Linked DNA regions of Homo sapiens: region 2 is linked to region 1. The links are chromatin loops, found by intact Hi-C in ENCODE. Cell type or tissue: CD14-positive monocyte. All regions are shown on one strand. Each heading gives the region's core, and the rest is flanking DNA. Links, peaks and the distances in the headings are about the cores only.

What was found. A loop is a pair of places that touch in the nucleus more often than their neighbours do. Peaks named below come from ENCODE experiments on the same cell type or tissue, not always from the same donor. Only the 100,000 strongest peaks of a DNase experiment are listed, where the experiment ranks them.
Region 2: it touches region 1 in a loop (4-fold over the local background); 2 of 110 quality-filtered maps call a loop at or near these places.

The regions. Positions count from the first base shown.
Region 1 is chr13:76,794,659-76,801,214 of GRCh38, forward strand. The region is part of intron 1 of LOC105370265 (a long non-coding RNA gene); the gene reads right to left. Among named protein-coding and RNA genes, the nearest start is that of KCTD12, 88 kb to the right of the region's middle. RefSeq lists an enhancer at 3,581-3,700. In CD14-positive monocyte, for the core only: no CTCF peak of the experiment used is centred there; DNase peaks (open chromatin) are centred at 3,563 and 5,213; H3K27ac peaks cover 2,212 bases.
Region 2 is chr13:76,742,019-76,747,796 of GRCh38, forward strand. The region is part of intron 1 of LOC105370265 (a long non-coding RNA gene); the gene reads right to left. Among named protein-coding and RNA genes, the nearest start is that of KCTD12, 140 kb to the right of the region's middle. In CD14-positive monocyte, for the core only: no CTCF peak of the experiment used is centred there; DNase peaks (open chromatin) are centred at 3,423, 3,743, 4,003 and 5,393; H3K4me3 peaks cover 4,152 bases; H3K27ac peaks cover 4,583 bases.

The DNA.
Region 1 (6,556 bases), core at 595-5,594:
CTTCATCTTCACAGGATCTGGGCTCTCCCTCCTAGTAGCAAAATGCAGCAGTTTTAGCCTTCACACCTTTATGTCTCTTTCCAGAGAAAAAGAAAGTCTTCTCTGGATTCACATTCTCATTAGCATGATTGTGTTACATGCTCTTGTCGTGCGGACAGGGAGGCTGGGATATGACTAGAACAAGCCAATCAGAGCCTACACCTAAGGGCATGTGGTGGCATCAACACCACCTAAGCTTCCTAGCTGAGAAGGGAGGGAAGTCAATCCCCCCCACCCCAAGGTGTTAGGAGAAGGGAAGTAATGGATACTGGGGAGGTGACCACCAAATATCTGCTCTAGAACTCATTAGCCAGAAACAAAGAAACTGAAAGTTTCTCTAACCATATAATTATAATTATATTCCAACTTGAAATTATAAATTCCTATTGGCATTATTTGTTCTGAAACAGTATGTCTTACATGCAGTAGCTTTTTAAAGAAAACCCAAATTTATAGTCTATCCTGTCTGCCCCCAAATCAAACTACAACAGGTTATCATACATGCTAGGCACTGTGAGCAATATAGATGGTCATTTTTGTCAGGAATGTTTATCATGCAGAACTAAGACTATCATTCTTTTTGATTGGAGGAAAACAGATTTCCAATGAGGAAATTCTTTCTATGTAGTCGTCTTTTATGTATTTGTTACTTCGCCCTTGAACTGTGGATTTGTTGCTTTGCTTACATGCAAGCAAAACACATGAGTGAAATGAAGAACTCTATGAGTCCTTACAACATACTCAGAATTATTCATCTGCTTTTATTCTAAATAGATAATTAGCTACCCAATTTAAAATATGTTCTCAAATGAAGATGCCACAGCATTCCCTGGGAACACACTTTAAAGTTTAATGACCTTCACTGGCAGCATGATGCTCATATTAGAACTAACATGGAACTCAATTTAATCCATGAAGATTTGTTAAGGTAGAGTGCCTGCTATGGGAACATCTTGATGCTCATGCCCATGTCTTGATAGAAGATATCCTCTACATTAGCCTTCACAAACAAGTAGACCACAGTTGGTTCTGTACCTGCTAATCAACATCTATGTAGGTATATGTATTTAAATAGCTGCACTAGGAAAAAATGGCATGCCAAAAAAGGTGTAAACTCTATCCTCAACCTTACCTCTCCAGAATACATGTTCTCATTTTGTTTTCCTAGTCCTTCATGGTTTCCATGGCTTTACTCTGAGCCTTCTGCTAGTTTTCCACAGCTATGATAAATCGATGTCTCAAAACTGAAATCCATAAATAGAAACAACCAGTGGACTCTAGAAAAATAGTGGTTTATCATGGGAAGCAGATTCCCAACCAGAAGATTTCACATTAAGCTGTGTTTGAATGGAAAAGAAAAATAAATATAAAACTGAAAGAGTCAACATAACAGATATCAACTCACAATCGGGAGAAACACTTCGTATCATTGTTACTAGGGATGACTAATCCAATAAATGTCTTAGCTAACACCAGCTGCCCATAATCTAAATATACCAGCAACCATTCCCAGGCCTACAATGTGCGTACATGCTATTGAGAAGTATCATTCTATCAAAGCCTAAGGAGCCTCAAAGCTCATTCAGGTCTGAGCCTGAACAAGCTGCAAAACATTTCAAACCTCTCCAAGGTGAATTAAAGCTCCAGAGAAGGCAAATTAGAGGGGTGACTGAGATCCTCTCATTTAATGCAAGAATCCCTCTACAACAGTACATATCCACTGATCCAGCAGCAGGGAGCTGGGCAAGGCTGCTCCAACAATGCTTGTCAAGTTTTAAATACTGGGAAGCCACTCCTCATACTAAGTCAAAACCTCCTCTCTGTCATTCCTACCAAAATATGCCTAACCTTTCTTGCAATGACAAGACTTCAACTACAGGAAGACAGCTATCATGTTGCCTACTCAGTCATGTCATCTACTGTCTTCCTCATAGGACATCCTACAGCCTGAATATGTTTTGCATCTTTCTCCTCGTCACTTTTGTGAAGTGATACAAAAATCTAGAATTTCCAAAAAACATACCTGCTTCCTTTTCCTACTATATTTCTTTTTGTGACAGGTGTTTATTCCACTTTGTAGTCTCTCAGAATTGAATAAGTGAACCAGTATACACAATAATAAACACTCACCCTGATTTTTTTTTTTTGTCATGAGTTACCATTTATACTGCTTTGTGTCTGTTTAAACTATGCTCAACTGATTTCCTCTACCCTTGAGTCTCCCTATATCCAATCTCCTCCATTCAATCATTCTTGCCCTGTGGATTAAGTTCAGGTAGCAAATGCCTCTCTATTCTACAACATCTAATTGATCCTGCCGGTGTGACATTTCAATCTCGGCTTCATCTGGAGAAGCAGCGTCATGTGAGATGGTAAAATACTATAGAGAAAAAAAAAAAACAGAAACAGGAAAAGCTTATTAACCTTTGAAACATGATAGTACATTCTGTGCTTCTCTTAACACCTGATCATTTTCTAAGCCCTACAACTTTCCATTTATTATGCCCTAGGTGACTAAGTGATGCTTTTACAAACAGAATGTGAGATGCTGTTTTGTTTTTGTGTAATTTTGTGGCAGTTTCACAAACTCGGAGAGATTGGAGTAATGATCAACTATGAAACACAAGACCTGAGTTCCAAACACCATGCTGCTCTGTCAGGACATTTCTATGTTGTTATGTAGATAGCTGATGCTAAAATGTAACTCCAAAAAGTGGAATCCTAACCTCCTCTGAAAAATCTGAGTTATAATCCCAGGTCAGAACAAAGTGTCCAACATAGAGCTAGCTTCTGCTATATATAGCACCTTCGCATCTCTTAACTCAGTTATACTTCAGAACGTCCTGCCAAGACCAGGAAAATGGGCTCCATTTCACCAATGAGGTCACTGAGGCTTGGAGACTTGTGACGTGATGAAGCTCACCTAAGTGCCAGATAGAGTTAAGATAAGAAATAAATCAACAATTGATTCAGTATACTACATTCTTCAGCGTTTGTCACAGCCCCTCATTTGTGAGGTCTAATATTACAAAAGTTAACTACTTTTTGTTTTGCTTCGGTTTTTGAGACAGGGACTGGCTCAGTCACACAGGCTAGAGTGCTGTGGCACAAACACAGCTCCTTGAAGCCTGAACCTCCCAGGCTCAGTGCCACCCCCACACACCTGTCCCCAGTAGCTGGGACTACAGGCACATGCAACCTTGCCTGTCTTTTTTTTTTTTTTTTTTTTTTTTTTTTGTGGTGGGTGGAGGGGGTAGAGATGGGATCTCCCTATGTTGTCCAGGCTGGTCTCCAACTCCTGGGCTCAATTGATCCTCCTGCCTTGGCCTCCCAAAGTGCTTGGATTACAGGTGTGAGCCACCATGCCTGGCCATAAAGTTAACTTCTGCTTTTACTTGCCTTAGATTTTGACAAGTGATATAAGCAGAAGAAACAGTGAGAGAGGAAGAAATTTCCTAAGATGGCTGCAAACATATGTCCTAAATGACACAGCACCAGGGCACTGCCCGGCAACCAACCTTCCTCATGGCCTCAGAGAACTGTGGTAGTGAGAGGCCATTATATGCTGCTGATGACACATGAACACCACAGGGTTCACTTAGCATCTGCTGGTGGCCACACCTCCTTCTTCTTCTTGCTGCAGAACCCTGACTCCAGATACTGTTTTAAGTGTGTGTACAGGACCCTCGAAATACTGGATCTTGAAATAATAACCAATTTTCCACTTTCTCTGGGTTGAGGTATAAAAACCTATTTTTAAAATGTTTGATGGGAAAAAGGGAGAAAATTTTTTCTTTCTTGTTTTTTGAAAGCATGGGGAAGTTTCCCGCTGAAATTTTTTTAGAAAAAAAGAAAGGGAAAAAAATGCATGGAGGTAGGGGGACAGTTTTGCTTCTGAAATTTTCCAGATATTTCTGAACCTTCATACCACTTACTCTGGGATTAATCACATGAATATCAAGAGCCTTTTTTAGGTAACTAAGCACAGAACAATTTTCTAATCTCTGCTTTGCCATTTTCTTTATAATTGTGGGCTAGTGACATATGTTCCTTCATCTATAAAATGGTGATAATATTAGCCTACTCCAGGGAGATTCTGTAAGAATAATAGAAGAAAAGCCTTTAAGCCCAGCTTTAGCAACCACCCCCATAGACAGAGGCTTCTAAGGGACTTGCGAGGAGTAAGAGGGAGCAGAGGGAGTGGGAACGTGGCAGAAAACGCAGAGAGAGAAGCCCTGCCCACTTTATCCAAGGTAAAACATCCTAGCTTATCTCTTTCTAACACAAGCTCTCTCCCATGATTAAGTCCACTTTCTGGTCCAGCAGTTTCTCCACCAGACCACATCCAGTTCCCAGAGAGCTATTATCCCTACATTAAAGTTCCTTGATTAAGATTTTGTTTGAAAAGTCCACATTTCTATTTATGCACTGCTGCTTTCAAAACTACACAGCAGGGCCAGGTGTGATGGCTCACACCTGTAATCCCAGCACTTTGGGAGGCTGAGGCGGGTGGATCACCTGAGGTCAGGAGTTCGAGACCAGCCTGACCAACATGGTGAAACCCCATCTCTACTAAAAAATACAAAAATTAGTCGGGCATGGTGGCAGGTGCCTATAATTATCCCAGCTACTCGGGAGGCTGAGGCAGGAGAATCACTTGAACCCAGGAGGCAAAGGTTGCAGTGAGCTGAGATCACACGACTGCACTCCAGCCTTGGCAAAAGAACAAAACTCCATCTCAAAAAAAAAAAAATGCCAGGTGCGGTGGCTCACACCGTTAATCCCAGCACTTTGGGAGGCCGAGGAGGGTGGATCACCTGAGGTCAGGAGTTTGAGACCAGCCTGACCAACATGCTGAAACCCCGTCTTTACTAAAAATACAAAAATTAGCCAGGCATGGTAGCACATGCCTGTAATTCCAGCTACTTGGAAGGCTGAGGCAGGAGAATCACTTGAACCCGGGAGGCAGAGGTTGCAGTGAGCAGAGATTGCTCCACTGCACTCCAGGCTGGGCAACAAGAGTGAAACTCCTTCTCAAAAAAACAAACAAAAAGACTACACAACGTATGTTAATGCTATGGCTAAAGATTCAGTCATTAAGAAAATTACAGTAATGTGGAGTCTGTTGACTTTTCACCTTGGAGACCAAACACATTACTATTCACTTCCTGCTTTAGTTGTTAAATGATTGGCAAGCTCATAAAGCCCCGTATCACTAAGACAACAGCTGAGAGTAGACCATCTTGTGATTCTTACATACACAGTCAGCCTTGGAGGTGATAAAGTAATATTCACCATTGGACAACTGAGGAAAACAGAGACTAACTTCAGCTGAACACTATCGTGAGAGAATTGTAAAAAATAAAATAAAATAAAGCCACAACTTCATTGAATTTAAGAGGAAATTACACAAAGTAAACTTCTTTTTGCTTATCCACTTAAATAATATTTAACGCTACTAGTAGCTTTGAAATGTCCACTCTTATACTAAAAGCAAACGTAGTTCACAGAGAATGTATATCAGTAATAACAGATCAAGCCACTAACAAAAAAAATCAAAATTCAAAACATAGAAACATAAGAGGGTTTTTTTAATCATAAACATCAGTGTTTGTTAAATTACTAGGACATATTTAACAATACTCACTTCTTGAAAAAAAAAAAAGGCAGGCCTCTTAAGTGTACTTGTATATCGACTTAAAATGTGATGATCCCACTTTTTAATTAAATAAAAATAAAAACCAAATTCTATGGAATTTGGGTTTTTTTGCTGTTTTGTTTTTTTGTTTTCGAGACAGAGTTCCACTCTTTTGCCCCAGCTGGCGTGCAGTGGCACGATCCTGGCTCACTGCAGCCTCGACCTCCTCAGGCTCAGGTGATCCTCCCACATCAGCCTCCCAAGTAGCTAGGACTACAGGCGCAGGCCACCACACCTGACTAATTTTTGTATTTTTTTTGTAGAGACAGGGTTTTGCCATGTTGTCCAGGCTGGTCTTGAATTTCTGGGCTCAAGCGATCCTCCTTCCTGGGCCTCCCAAAGTACTGGGATTACAGACATGAGCCCCCACGCCCAGCCTATTTCTATTGAATTTGATCAAAATGTTTATCCATAAATATAACTAAATAACAACTTACTCCTTCTCTAAACAAAATTAAGACAAAAGATATACTCATCAAGCATAAAACCTGACAGTTTTTAGTTTAGATTACAAATTCATTCCCCTTTTCCTTTCCAACTTCCTGTTTTGTATCATAAGCCAGCCCCCTCTACACTTGAGATCCCTTCCCTGAATATGTCCAAAGACCAGTGATCCTGCTGTAATTTTTTTCCAAAGTTATTTTTAATTAAGTTGTATGTATTTATGACATACAACATGATGAAGTGTATATATACACTGTGGAGTGGTTAAATCCAGCTGATTAGCATGTACATCGCCTTATAGTTATGATTTTTGTGGTGAGAGCTGTAATTTCAACCCCCTCTCACTTTCTCTCTCTATGCATTTTCATCCACCTT
Region 2 (5,778 bases), core at 779-5,778, 52 kb before region 1:
AACCTTTTGTTATTCCTTGACGACTGTTCTACTCATCCTCCACCTGAACTTTTCATCAAAAATATTTTTATGCCATGTACTTTTCCCCAGTGTGACTTCATTAATTCAGCCATGTGATCAGGGTATCCTTAGATGAGTGAAGAGTAAATATAAAAACACTTTATAGAACAGCATGCTAGCCGCAGTGTTCAGAGGCATGGATGTGGAAGGTTTTCAAAAGGAGCTGTCATAAAAGATGCCGTATATGCTGTTGCCAGTGCCTGAAACACAATGACTAAAGACATGGTTGTGCATGCCTAGCAAAGCCTCTGGCCTGCAACTATGTTTAGTGATGATGAACAAGGTGGTGACTTTGAAGGATGCTGAATGTCAAGTGAGAAAAAAAATGATGTCTGACCTCCTTACATATGCAAAATCATACCTTCAGTCTGCCAGTAAGATGGAAGTAGATATCAAAGAAGTTTTTTTTAACATCAATGAGACTCCACTTGTTCTATCTTGACTTGAAATAGCCAGAATGGTTCTCAATCAAGGTGATTGTGAAAATAGCGATAAGAAGATGACATGGTTAACACTGTAGAAAAAGTGCCTATAGAAAACATGGTGAAAATGGGTGATGGGCTTATTGAAGGACATGACGAATCCATAACAGAACAAGAAATCATGTCAATTTATAAAATCAGAGACTTCTAAGACAAAAACCATTTATTAATGAAGTAGGCAATTCTGGAAGGAACATTTTTAAAAGCCATCCAACAGAATGCTTCCTTATCCCTACAGGACCCACTACTTGGTCCCTCAACTGCTTTTGCTATTTCTTCTCACCTGAAAAAAAAATACAGTGGACAATAATCTTTTAATCAAAACATAGCACCACAGGTGGAAACTGAAAGCCTGCCATTGTTTGTTGTTGCTGTTGTTTATTCTGGTGATGGCACTGTGCTGCTTAGTTACCCTAAACACATTAATACACCTATATTAATGGTAGGTTATATTTTTCACTGGCAAATACTTATGTGTGCATAAGAAAATTATTGCTTATTGGTAGCATATAAAGTCAGGAATGATGGTGATGCCAGACAACAACAGACCGTCCACATGGGTGGCTGACATAGTGACACATTTGCTTTCTGATGGCTCAATGTAATCAAACTTTGTGTCATGCAAAATATTATTTAAAATGTGGTATAAAATATACCTTCAGCCTATGTGTATAAGATATATATGAAACATAAATACATTCCATGTTTATACTTGGGTCCTATCCTCAAGATATCTCATTATGTATAGGCAAATATTCCAAAATCTAGGATCCAAAACACTTCTGGTCTCAAGTATTTTGGATAATGGATACTCAATCTGTACAAACCACTCACCTGTCACCTATAAGACTTAAAAGCCAAAGGGACATGAGCTACCATAACCCACTGAAGCCTATACACAACCCACAGGGCATCATAGCCTGAGTGAACTAGGGACTTAAGGCTGCCCTGGAAGTGGCAGCTGCACTACAAATCCCCATAGCTGCCCACAGTTCCAGGTGAAGTTTCCTCCAGTAGCCCCAAGAACCCAAGCTGAAGTTTCCACACAGGATCCAGTAGGGTTCTGTATTAGTCATGGCTCTCCAGAAAGACAAAACCAATTGGATGTATGACATAGCTAGAGATTTCTTTTAAGGAACTGGCTGATGTGATTGTGAGGGCTGGCAAGTCCAAATTTTGTAGAGCAAGCTGGCAGGCTGGAAATTTTAGCAGGAGTCAATGTTGCAGCCTTGAGTCTGAAGATAGTCAAGAGGCAGAATTCCCTTCTCTTGGAGAGACCTTAGTCTTTTCTCTGAAGGCTTTCGATGGGTTGGATGAGACCCGTCCATATCGTGGAGGTAATCTGCTTTACTCAAAGTCTACTGATTTAAATGATAATCACATCTACAAAACACCTTTATAGAATGAATTAATGGCATATGCAGCAACCTGGATGGGATTGGAGACTATTATTCTAAGTGAAGTAACTCAGGAATGGAAAACCAAATATCATATGTTCTCACCCATAAGTGGGAGCTAAGCTATGAGGATGCAAAGGCATAAGAGTGACACAGTGGACTTTGGGGACTCAGGGGAAAGGGTGGGAAGGGGGTGAGGAATAAAAGACTACAAATCAGGTTCAGTGTACACTGCTTGGGCAATGGGTGCACTCAAATCTCACAAATCACCACTAAAGAACTTATTCATGTAACCAAATGCCACCTGTTTCCCCAAAAAAACTATGGAAACTTTAAAAAATAAATAAATAAAACTATCTTTATGGAAACATCTAGATTCATGTCTAATCAAGCAAACTAGGCACCATAGCCTAGCCAAGCTGACTCATAAAATTCCCCATTGTAGGTCCTAAGAAGCCTAAATTACCCCCACGATGCTCCAAATACTATCCCCTGTTCTCCAGGTAACCAGGCCTGGGAGCTGATTCATCCTCCATAAGTACAAAAATCACCTCCCATGGCTCCAGCCCAAACATCAGCGGAAAATCACAAAGCCCCAGATCTTCTGAGTAACCCCAGATCCCAAGGGCAGGTCTCTCCTCTCTAGAGCACAACACTCCATCTACACATGAATAGTGGGGTGCCCATCTACACCCTTGCATAGATCATAACAGAAGCCACTCACCTCACCACTGCCCCTAGAGAGAACGTTGAACTAAACTAACCATATGGTCATAAAATTCACATTCACTTCATCACACACATTTAGGCTGTGTGCCTTGAACATTCAAACAAGACACACTCACACATTCATAGATCACCCAGAGATCTCTAGATTGGTATCATTTTACTTAAAAGTTGGGCAATTTTGGCCGGGCATGGTGGCCTATGCCTGTAATCCCAGCACTTTGGGAGGCCCAGGCAGGTGGGTCACCTGAGGTTGGGAGTTCGAGACCAACCTGACCAACATGGAGAAACCCTGTCTCTACTAAAAATACAAAATTAGCCGGGTGTGGTGCTGCATGCCTGTAATCCCAGCTACCCGGGAGGCTGAGGCAGGAGAATTGCTTGAACCTGAGAGGTGGGGGTTGTGGTGAGCTGAGATCGCGCCATTGTACTTCAGCCTGGGCAACAAGAACGAAACTCCATCTCAAAAAAAAAAAAAAAAAAACTTGGGCAATTTTAGTACTTCAACATTTATACTTACTAGGAAATGTGTTTATTTAATCTCTAGGCTCACTCTTAGCTTCAGAAATAAAGCCTTCCTTTACTGTTTTTTGATAACAGAAATTATAGCTGTAAGAAAATACAGATATCAGAAGATACATTCCAGGCTCAGAAGCAATGTGAAATGGGTCCCTAAAACCACAAGTTAAGTCAGGAGGCAGAAAATACCAAAAATACAGCAAGAGGAGAAGCACAGAAAGCACTCACTTCCCTAAAATTTGCATCACTTATACACAGAGACTTCCTGAAGAGCTCTGGAGGCTAAGGGAGATGAATGTCATTCAGCCGGTTTAAAAACAACATACAAACAACAGCATCACCACAAGGGATTAAATTTTCCAAATACTTATTCATTTTCTAGCAAGACAATTGCATGCAACTATAACATCATAAAATGAGTTATTGCAGATCCCAGTAGCACTATAGAAATTAAATTAGTTCCTCTATTCTTAGTACAATTGATTATTCAAATTGTGACCGAGAGCTGCAGACAGTGCCCAAGGAATTTTGCATTAAACAGGGAAGTGGCCACCATTTCTGCTTCATGCTGGTCTGTTCCCTCCCCTAAGAGGGAAGCTGATCAGCAAGAACAAGCTGAATTTATATGCCTTGTTATCATCATTGGTAATTAGCATTTACTGAGCATCAAGGGTACACTAAGTTCCAAGCAGAACTTAATGCTGCCCAGTGGGTTGTTGGTCTAATTTCAGCCCCAGCACCTCAACAAAGACCAACCACCAAAAACCCAAAGCAAGAGGGTTCAGACTTGCCTTATCAGACCGAGAGTTGCTTGATTACACAACAGGAAAAAGAAGTGGCCAGAAAAGAACTTGAAAGAGGAAAGCAGATCTTTTGAAATGTGTCATTTCTTTCCTTCACCCATTGACCTCTTTTGTAGGACTTTTGCAAAGGAGGGGATCATTATTTACAGAAATGGTTCACAGCATGGTAGAGAAAAGACCCAAAAATTATTAAAGATTACTTGTTGAATAGAGGAGGTTTTGATTTCTGATGAAAGTAAAAGTTCTGGCCAGGCACGTTGGTTCACGCCTGTAATCCCAGCACTTTGGGAGGCTGAGGCAAGTGGATTGCTTGAAGCCAGGAGTTCGAGACCAGCCTGGCCAACATGGTGAAACCCCCTCTCTATACTTAAAAAAAAAAATACAAAAATTAGCCGGGCATGGTGGCACGGACCTGTAGTCCCAACTACTTGGGAGGCTGAGACAGGAGAATCACTTGTACCCAGGAGGCAGAGGTTGCAGTGAGCCGAGATCCCATCACTACACTCCAGCCTAGGTGACAGAGTGAGGCTCTGTCTCAAAGAAAAAAAAAAAAAAGTAAATAGTCTTCAACATTCAAGTTGTAGAGTGCAGAGTCCCTGATAAAACCAAAAACAGCAATAGCCCCATATTTCCATCACATTTCAAATGTAATCATTGCCACATATTAAATTTGAAATGTGAAGAAAATTTCCTTGTAACAAATGGAAAACCTAATTCCTGCATTACAGTTGGTCATTTTGGTCTGAGTCAAATTCCTGTTGTACTAGTCAGGTGACCTTAAACTTAAACACTTGTGTGTCTCAGTCTTCTCATCTCTAAAATAGGGATAGCAATGAAATCAACCTCAAAAGGTTGTTGTGAGGATTAAGTGAAATAACCCATATAAAACTGCTTGACATAGCTTAGCACATAATAGGTGTTCAATAAATGTTAATCGTAATTATAATGTGAGCTCTTTGCAAACTGTCAGGTATGACACAAATGCAGGTTATTACATTGCCCTTGTACAACATGAATCATTAAAAAATCAGATCATAACTACTTCCAAATACCTTTTTTTTTTTTTGGATAGAGAGTCTCGCTCTGTCGCCCGGGCTGGAATGCAGTGGTGCGATCTCAGCTCACTGCAACATCTGCCTCCTGGTTCAAGCGATTCTCCAGTCTCAGCCTCCCCAGTAGCTGGGATTACAGGTGTGTACCACCATGCCCAGCTAATTTTTCGTATTTTAGTAGAGACACAGTTTCACCATGTTGCCCAGGCTGGTCTCGAACTCCTGAGCTCAGGCAATCCACCCGTCTCGGCCTCCCAAAATGCTAGGATTACAGGCGTGAGCCACTGCACCCGGCCCAAATAACATTTTTTATGTAAGTAGACCCACATGACAAAACAAGGCACGTCATGGTGAGTTTCCTCTTGACTAGAGGAAGCTGAAGTGAACAGAAGATGCTCTTCAGAGCTGGGAGGAAGATGATGGAAGAGGTGCAGGTCTCAAAGACATGGAATCAACCCAGATGCCCATCAATGGAGGATGCTTTTGTCTTAATAAGGGACTCTACAACTTAAATGATGAAGAACTTACCTTCTATCCTCTTTTCCTCCTCTACTCACACACTGAAATGGAACTATGGTTAAGACTACGTGGATTCAAATGCTGCCTGACTTTGAGAAGTTTACCTCACCTCACTGTGCCTAATTTCCTCATCTGTAAAATGCAGACAATGGAAATGGTATATAGACACCATGAAATATATGCAGCCATAAAAAAGAATGAAATTGTGTCCTCTGCAGCA